2 separate regions of the Homo sapiens genome follow, and region 2 is linked to region 1. Evidence: chromatin contacts called from ENCODE Hi-C or POLR2A ChIA-PET data. All regions are on one chromosome and are shown on one strand. The core of a region is the stretch at or near the end of the contact, and the rest is flanking DNA. Distances in the headings are between cores, read along the strand shown. Region 1 overlaps ARAP1 (ArfGAP with RhoGAP domain, ankyrin repeat and PH domain 1). Region 2 holds the start of RAB6A (RAB6A, member RAS oncogene family).

Region 1 (5,518 bases), core at 2,373-4,872:
AAGAAGGAGGCAGTATGAATATAGTCTAGCCCTGTGCTGTCCAATAGCAGCCAGCAGTAGCCACACGTGGCTGTTGGACATTTGAAATGTGGTCCCTGGAATATGATGTGCTAGATTTTGAACACAGTGGATTTTGAAGACTGAGCACAAAAAAAAAAAAAAAGAATGCAAAATATCTCAATAATTTTCCCTATTGTTTACATGATGAAATATATTATTAACATTAATTTCACTTGGACTGTTTAAATTGCATTGTGGCTTACACTCTATTCATACTGGAGACTGTAGCTCTCAACTTTTTTTTTTAGACAGGGTCTCGCTCTGTCACCCAGGCTGGAGTGCAGTGGCACAATCTCTGCTCACCGCAACCTCTGCCTCTTGGGCCCAAGCAATTATCCCACGTCAGCCTCCCAAGTACCTGGGACTACAGGCTTGCACCACCACGCCCGGCTAATTTTTCCATTTTTTTGTAGAGATGGGGTTTTGCCATGTTGCCCAGGCTGGTCTTGAGCTCCTGGGCTCAAGTGATCTACCTGCCTCTGCCTCCCAAAGTGCTGGGATTACAGGCGTGAGCCACCAGCCTTTGGCCATCCACTTTTAACCACTCTTCACGGCCTCTCAAAACACAAACTGAGGGCCGGGCGCAGTGGCTCATGACTGTAACCCCAGCACTTTGGGAGGCCAAGGCGGGTAGATCACTTGAGGTCAGGAGTTCGAGACCAGCCCGACTGTCTCTACTAAAAATACAAAAAATTAGCTGGGCATGGTGGTGGGTGCCTGTAATCCCAGCTACTCGGGAGGCTGAGGCAGGAGAATTGCTTGAACCTGAAACGCAGAGGTTGCAGTGAGCTGAGATCGTGCCATTGCACTCCAGCCTGGGCGACAGAGTGAGACTCCAGCTCAAAAACAAAAGCAAAAACTGAGCACCTGCTATATACAGGCCAGGCACTGTACTAAGCGTTTAACACAGATTGATAGATGACGGTCCCAGCAACCCCACTGGAATGACCAGGTCTGGGAAACAGGAAACTACTTATCTCCCTGAGAAAAGCCTGGCTCCCTACTGGGCCTCTCTCAAGTTCCTATTCCTGCACTAAGGGCATCTGGCTAACATCAAAGACACGGTGACTCGGCACTGACACCTCTTTGGAACAGCCATGTTCAAGGCACTGGAAGCATGAACCAGACCTCAGACCTGGACTGGCCCTCCAGGAACCTCAGGCTGGAAGGGATCAGATACCATCAACCAGTGAAAACAGCCCAGGGGGCCCTCAACCAGGCTGAGGTAAGGGAAGGCTTCCCGGAGAAAGCAGCAAATTGAAAAAAGAAGTTCAGAGCAGTGCCCTGCTAAGCCACACTGCAGCCTGAGGCAAAGACAGAATCATCAGTACTGTTCCTCTCTTAATTTAAAATGTTAATGTTTTATATTTTGCTCATCATGGATTTTTGGCATTAATTTTTATTTTTTAAATGGCATTAAATATTATATACCTTGAATACTGACCTTTTTAAAATAAATAGTTATTGCTTTTACATTTTAGTTACCTTTTTTTTTTTTTTTTTGAGACAGGGAAGGTCTCGCTTTGTTGCCCAGGCTGGAGTGCAGTGGCATGATCATGGCTCACTGCAGCCTCAACCTCCTGGGCTCAAGTGATCCTCCCACCTCCCCCTCCCCAGTAGCGGGGACCACAGGATCTCATGACCAAACCCAGCTAATTACTGAGCTTTTTGGTACCCCCTCAAATTCTGCAACAGAGGCAAGTGCCTCACTTGCTCTACCCTAATCCAAGCCCTAGTTTGGAGGTTTAAGCCCCTCAGCTGCTATGACACATCACTGAGTCCTCATCCTCAGGAAGGCAGGGACCTGGCAGAAGGGAGTGTCATCCTGTTGCGACAGCACAGCCAAGAGCTGAGGGGTTTCCCTCCTCTCCACCCTAATGGCCCAATCAGACTTCAGCACCCCCACACCCCCATCCTGCCTCTCCTTCTCTCTCATGTCCCTCCAGCGTCTCTCCACTGTGCCAACTACAGTCCCACCCCCACTCAAAGCCTTTCCATGGTTCCCAGTGCCTTCGAGCACTCCTTGGTCTGTCATTCAACTTCATCCAGCTCTGACGTTTACAGACGAAGAAACAAACACCCACAGGGAGGAAGTGACTTGCTCAAGTTGTCAGTGACATACCCCAACCCCCAGCCAGGCTGGGCTGGCCCTGTCCATGACTTCCTCCATGTCACTTCTCACAGTAGGCACTGGCCTGGCAAACAGGGAGCCCCCAAAGTTGTCTGCTGACAATGAGTGAGTAAACCACATCCTCCCATCTTCAGGTGGCTCCAGGCCAGCTCCTCCAAAAAGTCTGCCCTGACTGCCCCCTCAAGCTCCTAGTCCTCTGAGGCTGAGCCCCATATCTCGGCACTGCTTCTGCTCTCTCTTTGGTTGCTTGTTTTGTGGGGGTCCACCTCCACCCAATCCCCCATGTATCCTGGAGTATCCTGAGAGTCCATACCCCTTCTTATCTCCTCTGCTGTCCACAGTGGTGCCCAGGACCTGGCTGGGCTCACAGGTGCACTCAGTCCCAGTCCAGAGGTAAGGGTCGCCTGGAATCTCTAATCCTTGTCAGCCAGTCCTTCTTCACGTCTGGCTTGAGTACTTCTTGCTGGAACCAAAACTTTTGCCCTTCTGTCCTCTACCTACCATTTCAACCCCAAGGTCAGAGTTCAAATCTCATCACCCCTTCTCTGTCCCAGCCCAGCAACTCCATGGTAATATCTCTACCCACTACTGACTAGTGACCTGTTTCACCGGCCCAGCAAGAAGATGACCCAGAGCCTTAGCCAAAGACAGGCACCCTCCAGCTTCCTTCTTTCCCTAAATGCACACCATTTGGCAACCATGTGCCCAGCCCCTGCTAGATTTTCTCCTTCATCTCATTTGTTCTTTTTTTTTTTTTTGAAACAGGGTCACTCTGTCACCCAGGCTGGAGTGCAGTGGTGTGATCTCAGCTCACTGCAACCTCAGCCTCCTGGGCTCAAGTGATCCTCCTACCTCAGCCTCTCCAGAGTAGCTGGGACTACAGGGGCATGCACCATGCCTGGCTAATATTTGTACTTTTTGTAGAGATGGGGTTTTGCCACGTTGCCCAGGCTGGTCTCGAACTCCTGAGTTCATGCGAGCTTCCCCTCTTGGCCTCCCAAAGTGCTGGGAGTACAGGCGTGAGCCACCGCACCCAGTCCCTCATTTGTTCTTATAACAACCCTAAGGCCTGTGATTCTTCTCTATGTCAATGTCATGGAAGCTGTGTGAGGTAGAAACTCACCAGGTCACCTGCTGGAGCTCACGGGGCCTTCAGAGGACGTGACTGCTTCTGTCTGGTGAAGTAAGGGAGGCTTCTAGAAGGAACCCCTGACTTGGGCCTTGAAGGATAAGTAGGAGGTGGCCAGGTGGAGGCCATTCCAGGCAAAGGGGACTGGGTGTGCAAAGCCCAGGGACAGAAAAGGACCTGGTGAATTTGGTGACAGGAGATGTCAGTGGGGTGGGAACAGAAGATGTTTAGAGAGAAAGGCTCAATGGCTGGCCCTCCGTCACCTGCATAGTCTGCTGACCGTGTGGGTGTGGCTCTCTCTTGAGGCCTCCCTGAGCCTGTTTTGCATTCTGATTTGCATGAGTCAGCCCTGGATCAGGGCAGCCTTAAAGGTCCTAACCCTTTCCACACCCAGCTCTGGAGTCCTCTTGGCCAGGCCGCCTCCCCTGATTGCATCCTCAGCTCCCCTCCGCACAGGCCTCTGCCCTGGGTTCAAGGAAAGACCTAGCCCTATGGGGAGCAAGGAGGGGAGGAAGGCAGGCTAGGGGTCCTAACTGAGGCCTCAGCTTGTCCACCACCACCTCCCTTATACAGCCTCATCCCCTACCCTGGGCCCAGCTGTCCCAGCACAGGCAGGCAGGGCAGCGACCCCAGCATCCAGACCTCAGGAAACTCCTCGGAGCTCCCCAACAGGAACCAAGAACATACACAGCCAGCTCTGGCCAGGCCTGGGTCTACAAACCACACCCCACTGGTACCACAAATGCACACCTCACACTACCTCAAGGGCCACACATCTCCCAGGGCCACACACACCTACCACCCCACCCAATGGCCACACCTCAGATCTGCCCTTTCCCACCACACACAGCTCCTACCAGCAATTCAACTGTGTGCAACAACCCCACAGCCCAATACCCCACCCTTGGCCCCCTCCCCGGCCCAGTCACCAGGTGATACCTCTGCATAGGGCCTCTTCGGTCTGCTGCCCTCCTGGGCCTTCTCCAGGCTCCGCTCACTCAGGCAAGAGTGTTAGAGGCACTTCCGCAGATATGAGGAACTAGTGGGGGCTGGGTTCCCAGCCCAGAGGGTGCAGAAGTGGCCCCCACGCCTCTGCAGAAGCCACCTCCCTCCAGCCCTGCCAGGAAAGGCAGCAGGTACAGCCTTCGAGTGGGCAGCTGACCGATCTCTGGGCCAAGCAGCCTATTTTCCATCTCTCGGGGACTGGTGGCCACCACATAACAGTCTCAGGAAGGCACACTGGGGTCTCCTGTCCTACCCCAGGCCGCATCTCTGCCCTATAACTCTCCCTGGCACCAGGAGATTCCTGTCCTGGCCCATGTGTGGTGTGGCCTGTCTTCTGGGGTCTCCGGAGTGCTGGTGGCTGATGGGGAGCAGCCCCTCAGGGCAGTGAGGACTGAGTGGGACCCCAGAGCCGGGGGAATGAAGAGCTGCCTCAGCTTGCTGGTGGGGAGTTGGGGGTCTATCAGCAATGTCCCTCGGCTCCAGGCCTGGGCCCCCTCCCCACCCAGTATGCAAGGCAAGTCTGGTTCCAGTCCTGGCTCCACCATTTCTTGTCTGAAGCCTGGGGCAAGTCACATCACATTCTGAGCCTCAGTTTCCCCTCCACAAAGTAGAGCTGTCACTCCCTGCCTCCTAGAGCCTGGCACCCAGATGACCATGACACGCCACCGCATGTGTACTGGAGGCCAGCGTGCTCTTCTGCTCACTCCTCTGCCGTCAGGCAGTCACTTCCTGTCCCTAGCCCTAAGGTCTTGGCTAGTCCTGACCCTGGGTGCTAGGCTTGTAGCCAGGCTCTGGGCTAGACTCCCTCCACATCCTGAGGTTCTCGGTTACCCCAGACACCAATGACTACCACAGCCTACCTCCAGCCATGTCCCCCTGCAGAGCTCCAGACCAGACCTGACTTCACGGCATTCTGGACCTCCCCTGGAATGCCCTGGCATGGCACACTCCCATCATACAATGAACTCACCAGCTCCCCTTGGGGACTGTGGGGAGCAGGGGGAGAAGAGCTGTCTCCAACCCAGGTGGGGCCTTTAGGCAAATAAGAAAAAGATTCCTCTTCTTCCAGGAGCCCCACACCAAGGGAAGCAGCTGAGCAAGAAGAGGACAGGCTGGGTTTCAGTCCTCCTTCTTCTGGCCCTCACTTCCCTACACCTGCCAGGCACCTTTGAGCAGTGCACAACACGCACACC
Region 2 (5,181 bases), core at 1,821-4,320, 1.0 Mb after region 1:
GGTAAATGCTATTAAGAAGAAACAAGGCTTTGCCATAGATTACAGTCTTTGAAAGCTGAATTGTGGAATTCTAACAGACCTAAAAATAAATAATTCATGAAGAGTTACATCAAAAGGACATGGAGTCTACAGACTTCTAACGCATAAGAAAACTATAGACACTGACCATGAAAACAGAGATCAATCTTTCATTGTCAAAGCTAATGAATGGCATTACTTGACAATATAGTAACCTCAAAAGATAATTAACTTCACATCCTGAATTGAATGCTGAAACAGAAAAAGGACATTAGGTTAAAACTAAAAATCTAAATAAACTATGGACTTAAGTTAATAATAACATATCAATATTAGTTCATTAATTGTTAACAAATGTGCCATACTAATGCAAGATGTTGATAACAGGGGAAACTAGATGTGTGGGTATATGGGAACTCTACACTATCTTTTCAATTTTTCTGTAAGTCTAAAACTGTTCTAAAAAATGAAGTCTATTAAAAAAAATCTAACCAGGCTTCAGTAATGGAGGGGGGAGGGTAGTAGAGGCTTAAACAAGGTACGAAATTAGAAGCCATAAAACTCTCCATTATGCATTAGAACATACACAAATACTCAAGAAATTCAAAGGAAACCTGAAGATACTTAGGAAGTTAAGCACTCCATTCATGCTAAAACCTTTTTAGGCAGGAAGATGAATAGGTTTTTTCATGCAAACTAAATAGCTGTGCATCACAACATAAGGAAGGCAATAATATCCTTAGAATGCACAATAAGCACTTTGGATCCTTTTTATCAATAATAACCAATAAACTATATTTTATGTTTGGGAACTATCCTGATATTGACACAGAAAAGCTGGACTAGAAGCAACTCCATAGGTTCTACCAAGTTACTCACCTAAAGACACAAGTTTATACTTACTTCAGGAAAATATATAAGCAAAAAGGAGGGAGATTGTATTTTTCCCCCCAAAAGGGAGGAGGGGAAGATAATCTACACATGAAAGGAGAAAAATGATTTCCCAGTTCTAACTGGAGGCAATTTTGCAAGAGTATTAACCTCTGTGATGGCATACAAATTAGTATAAATAGTTCAAAGTAGTAATAAAAGCTACGAATTTATATCACTTACATGCCTTCCAGTCAAAACAAATAACTAATGTTTTCTATAACCTCACCTAAAACACCTAGTAGGTACTCAATGTTTGATGACTCAGAACTAATCTCTCAATGTCTGAATTTTAAAGATGGGCATGCAAAGTATGAGAAAAACAAAGGAGGGTAATCATCTCTGAATTGTCGAGTGTCAAGTTTGTATAATACAGCATAAAACTGGAATTACTACAAGAAGTAATCGTAGATACAACCATCACAAAATTAGGATCTAGTATCTAATACAAAAGTACAGTGACAGCAGAACCTGACCAGGTAAATGACATAACAATTTCACTCATCAGACAGTACAGAATATTAAGCATAAAAGAATTATTTAGCCCAAATGGTATTTAAATCTAATTTAGGTAACTAGATGATGAGTCTGTTCCTACTCTACTCCATTTTCCAAAGGAAATCCGACAAAACAAAGATGTTTGTTATTCCAAGCCTTCTCTCACATGAATCCTCAATATATCATTGGAAAATACTCAAGAAGGAATGAATAATTAACATTTCCCCAGTAATTCCCTTTTGTACCACCATGAGACTCAGACGCTGCTTCATGTTGAAAAGAGAAAAAGGGGAGGTGAGATGAGAAAAATTCCAAGTAAAATGATCATGACATAGCATCTGGCAGAGATTGAAAAATCATCAACATTGCCAAAAGAATTGTCAGTGATGAAAGTCAAGAGAACAAAATGAGGTTTTCCGACAAGCCACAGCCCCATCTAACCTAAGGGGCAAAAATCTCCACTGCCGACGCTACCCCTTTCACCCCCAACCACCCCATGCTCAAGTCGTCTCCAATTCAGATGTTTCCTCTATGGCCCAGACTAATTTCCCACCCAGGTGAAAATCATTTAATTTTTTCTACTACCACCCCTTCCCACCTTCCACGACATCAGCACTTCGCAGGGCCAAGCCTCTGGGGAAAACAACGCCCAGATCCCACCCTCCTTGGCCAAGGTTGAAGAGGGCCCGCTCTCGGGAGTGGGGCTTCCCTGAGTGGGCCTCACAGAGCTGAGGAACTGGGAAAAGAGCAAGGAATAAGGGTGGGGCTCAAGAAAGGGGGCCGGGGTACGGGCAATGACCGAGACCGGAGGAAGAAAGGGATGGACAAGAGGCTGGGCGGGGTGAGGTCTGGGGAGGGAGGGCAGATCGACCGGAGATGGCCGGACTGCGGGGAACGGAGCCGGGGAGTCGAGGATTGAAGAACCCGGGGAACAGGGTAAAAACTCGGCCACTGGCGAAGAGCCAGTGGCACCGGGGGGCACATCGGGAAGGGCTGCGGTGGCAACGAGCGCGGACGCGAGGCGGGCAGGGAGCCTCCGCGGACGGAAGGGCCGCACCGGGGGCGGTGCGGGGACGCTGCGGCCAGCTGCCAGGAGTAGGGGAGCCACGCACTCACCGCTTTGCTCCCCCAGGAACACCAGCTTGAATTTCCTCAGCGGATTCCCGAAGTCTCCGCCCGTGGACATTGTGGAACTAGAGGAGCGGCCGCCGCCTCAGCCTAGAGACCTCCCGGACCGATGCTGCTCCAGCCAGCTGACGAAAAAGGCGAGCGGAAGGGCGGGCACCGAGCTCTCTCGGCCCCTGCAAGGCCCGGTGGAGGAGCCCGGCTGGAGGGCAGCAGGACTCTCCACAGACTGGCAGCCGCCGCCGCCTCCCGGCAGAGTAGCCTAGCACCGAGCGAGGCCCGCGGCTGGGAAGGGAAGGAGGGCGGTGTCGGCAGGAGCCAGGGGTGTCCTCTGGCTTCCCAAAGCTAGGGCCGTTCCCTCCTTCCGCACTCGGCTCCCAGACCTGGGGAAGAGAAGCTGAGGGTGGCGGAGCCGGAACCGCAGACGTATCTGGGACCTCTCACGCGCAGCGCCTGAGCTTCCACAGCTGCCGCCGCCGCCGCAGCCCAACCTGCTGAGTGCGCGAGCCTCTGGAGCGGCGCGGGGCGAGCCCGGGCGCGAGCCTGCGGCCCCGCCGGCCGCTGGCGTGCGTGCGTGCGTGCATGCGTGCGCGCCACCGCCATCGCCATCGCCTTCCTGGTTTGGACAGCTCTACCGGCTCCTCCCGCACGGCGGCGACGGGGCAGGTTAGGTTTCCACTGGCGTCAAAAGAAGCCAGGAGGAGGCGGGGCAAGCCAGGGATAAGTTAGTGGGAGGCTGGAGCCCTTACGTCACTTACATAATGAGCCAATCGGAAGGGGCTGAGGGCGAGCCCACACGCGAGTGAGGTGGCAGCGTGAGAGCGCGCGCAGCCCTCGAGCTGTGGAAAGCGGAGCACTGTGGCGGCCATAAGAAGTGTGGCGCCTCTCAGCCTGAGGGGAGGGGAAGGAAAGAAAGGGGAGGGGGAGAAGGGTGGGGCGGAGGCGGGGCCGGGACAAAGGTGGAATATGATCCCCCAAAAAGTGTGGGTGGGGTCCTATAGCCTTAAAATTTGTAATGGGAGCCTCTTTCCTGAGCCCTCAGCCGTGCCTCACAGTCCTCAGATCCCTTCTTCACCATTGCACACACCCCACCTTCTCCATCCTCTCATCATAATTCCTCACAGGCATCTTACTAAATAACATTCTCCTCCATTGCTCCCAGGAATGTTATAACTGCCAGAATCATGGCCTCCCAATTTTGCAGATGAGGAAACTGAAGCTTAGAGGGAGTAAATGACTTGCAAAATCCATAAAGCGGGCTGGGCGCGGTGGCCCACGGCTGTAATCCCAGCACTTTGGGAGGCGGAGGCGAGTGGATCACGAGGTCAAGAGATCGAGACCATCCTGGCCAACATGGTGAAACCCTGTCTCTACTAAAAATGCAAAAATTAGCTGGGGGTGGTGGCGCGCGCCTGTAGTCCCAGCTACTCGGGAAGCTGAGGCAGGAGAATCGCTTGAACCCGGGAGGCGGAGGTTGCAGTGAGCCGAGATCACACCACTGCACTCCAGCCTGGCGACAGAGCGAGACTCCATCTCAACAGAAAAAAAAAAAAAAAAAAAAAAAAAAAGCCGGGCGTGGTGGCTCATCCCTGTAATCCCAGCACTTTGGAAGGCTGAGTTGGGTGGATCACCTGACGTCAGGAGTTCCAGACCAGCCTTGGCCAACATGATGAAACCCCATCTCTACTAAAAATACAAAAAATTAACGTGGTGTGGTGGCGGGTGCCTGTAATCCCAGCTACTTGGGAGGCTGAGGCAGGAGAATCGCTTGAACACGGGAGGCGGAGGTTGCAGTGAGCCAAGGTCACACCATTGCACTCCAGTCTGGGCAACAAGAGCGAGACTCTGTCTCCAAAAAAAAAAATCCATAAAGCAGCTGGGCGCGGTGGCTCACGTCTGTAATCCCAGCACTTTGGGAGGCCGAGGCGGTAGAATCGCTTGAGCCCAGGAGTTCGAGACCAGGCTGGGCAACAAAGCAAGACACTATCTCTACAAAAAATAAAATAGCCGAATATCGTGGTGTGCTCCTGTAGTTCCGGCTACTCAGGAGCCTGAAGCAGAAGGATTGCTTGAGTCCAGGAGTTGGAGGCTGAGGTATGGCACCACTACACTGAAATCTGGGTGACAGAACAAGTCCCTGTCTTAAAAAAAAAAAAAAAAAACAAAAAAACTTTCTAAGTGAATAATAAAAAATATGTCCTTACATTTGTGTCTATACACAAATGTATATCATTTGTGTATATCATTCACAAAACATTTATGTACTTTTTCTCATTATTGGGGAGTTATTTGCTTAGCTGTAGAAATGACAGGATTGAAAAAGTGCCTTCTCAGGCCCAGGGATGAATTGCTGACCTAGAATAAATTACAGGGAAGAACCAAAGTTCTTAAAATATCATCTATTCTGGCCTATCAAGACAACAGCTATATCCTCAAACCATCTCTATCAAAATTTACTCCCTTCTGGTTCCTCTCCCAGCCATGTGCAGGTAGAACATGCATCTAAAATAAAATGGTAAAAACCTGGCTTGTAGCATGGACATTTGATTTTACAAGTAGTTTGTCAGATCTAATAGGGTCCTCTCCACCATTAACCCAGAACCCTGGCAC

The links. A loop is a pair of places that touch in the nucleus more often than their neighbours do. ChIA-PET counts read pairs that join two places held with the same protein, here RNA polymerase II (POLR2A). Pooled maps may share reads with other maps.
Region 2: a loop to region 1 is called in a pooled map, with 14 times the contacts of the local background. The contact joins the promoter of RAB6A here to the enhancer-like site in region 1. A Hi-C loop is called at or near these places in 6 of 50 pooled maps. POLR2A ChIA-PET finds 5 or more read pairs at or near these places in 3 of 52 experiments (GM12878, activated B cell and naive thymus-derived CD4-positive, alpha-beta T cell).

What each region holds. Positions count from the first base shown.
Region 1 is chr11:72,734,694-72,740,211 of GRCh38, forward strand. All of the region lies in intron 1 of ARAP1 (ArfGAP with RhoGAP domain, ankyrin repeat and PH domain 1), which reads right to left. Among named protein-coding and RNA genes, the nearest start is that of ARAP1, 15 kb to the right of the region's middle. RefSeq lists enhancers at 1,997-2,176, 2,347-2,446. Within about 2 kb of position 3,623, at least 17 of the 41 ENCODE cell types and tissues checked have a DNase peak (open chromatin) inside an H3K27ac peak, as active enhancers do.
Region 2 is chr11:73,758,004-73,763,184 of GRCh38, forward strand. RAB6A (RAB6A, member RAS oncogene family) reads right to left here and starts at 3,071. Exons shown (of 8, transcript NM_198896.2): 1 at 2,563-3,071. The coding sequence starts at 2,632. LOC124902711 (a long non-coding RNA gene) reads left to right here and starts at 3,155. Exons shown (of 2, transcript XR_007062775.1): 1 at 3,155-3,237; 2 at 3,734-5,097. RefSeq lists an enhancer at 2,222-2,722 and silencers at 3,019-3,328, 3,489-3,678.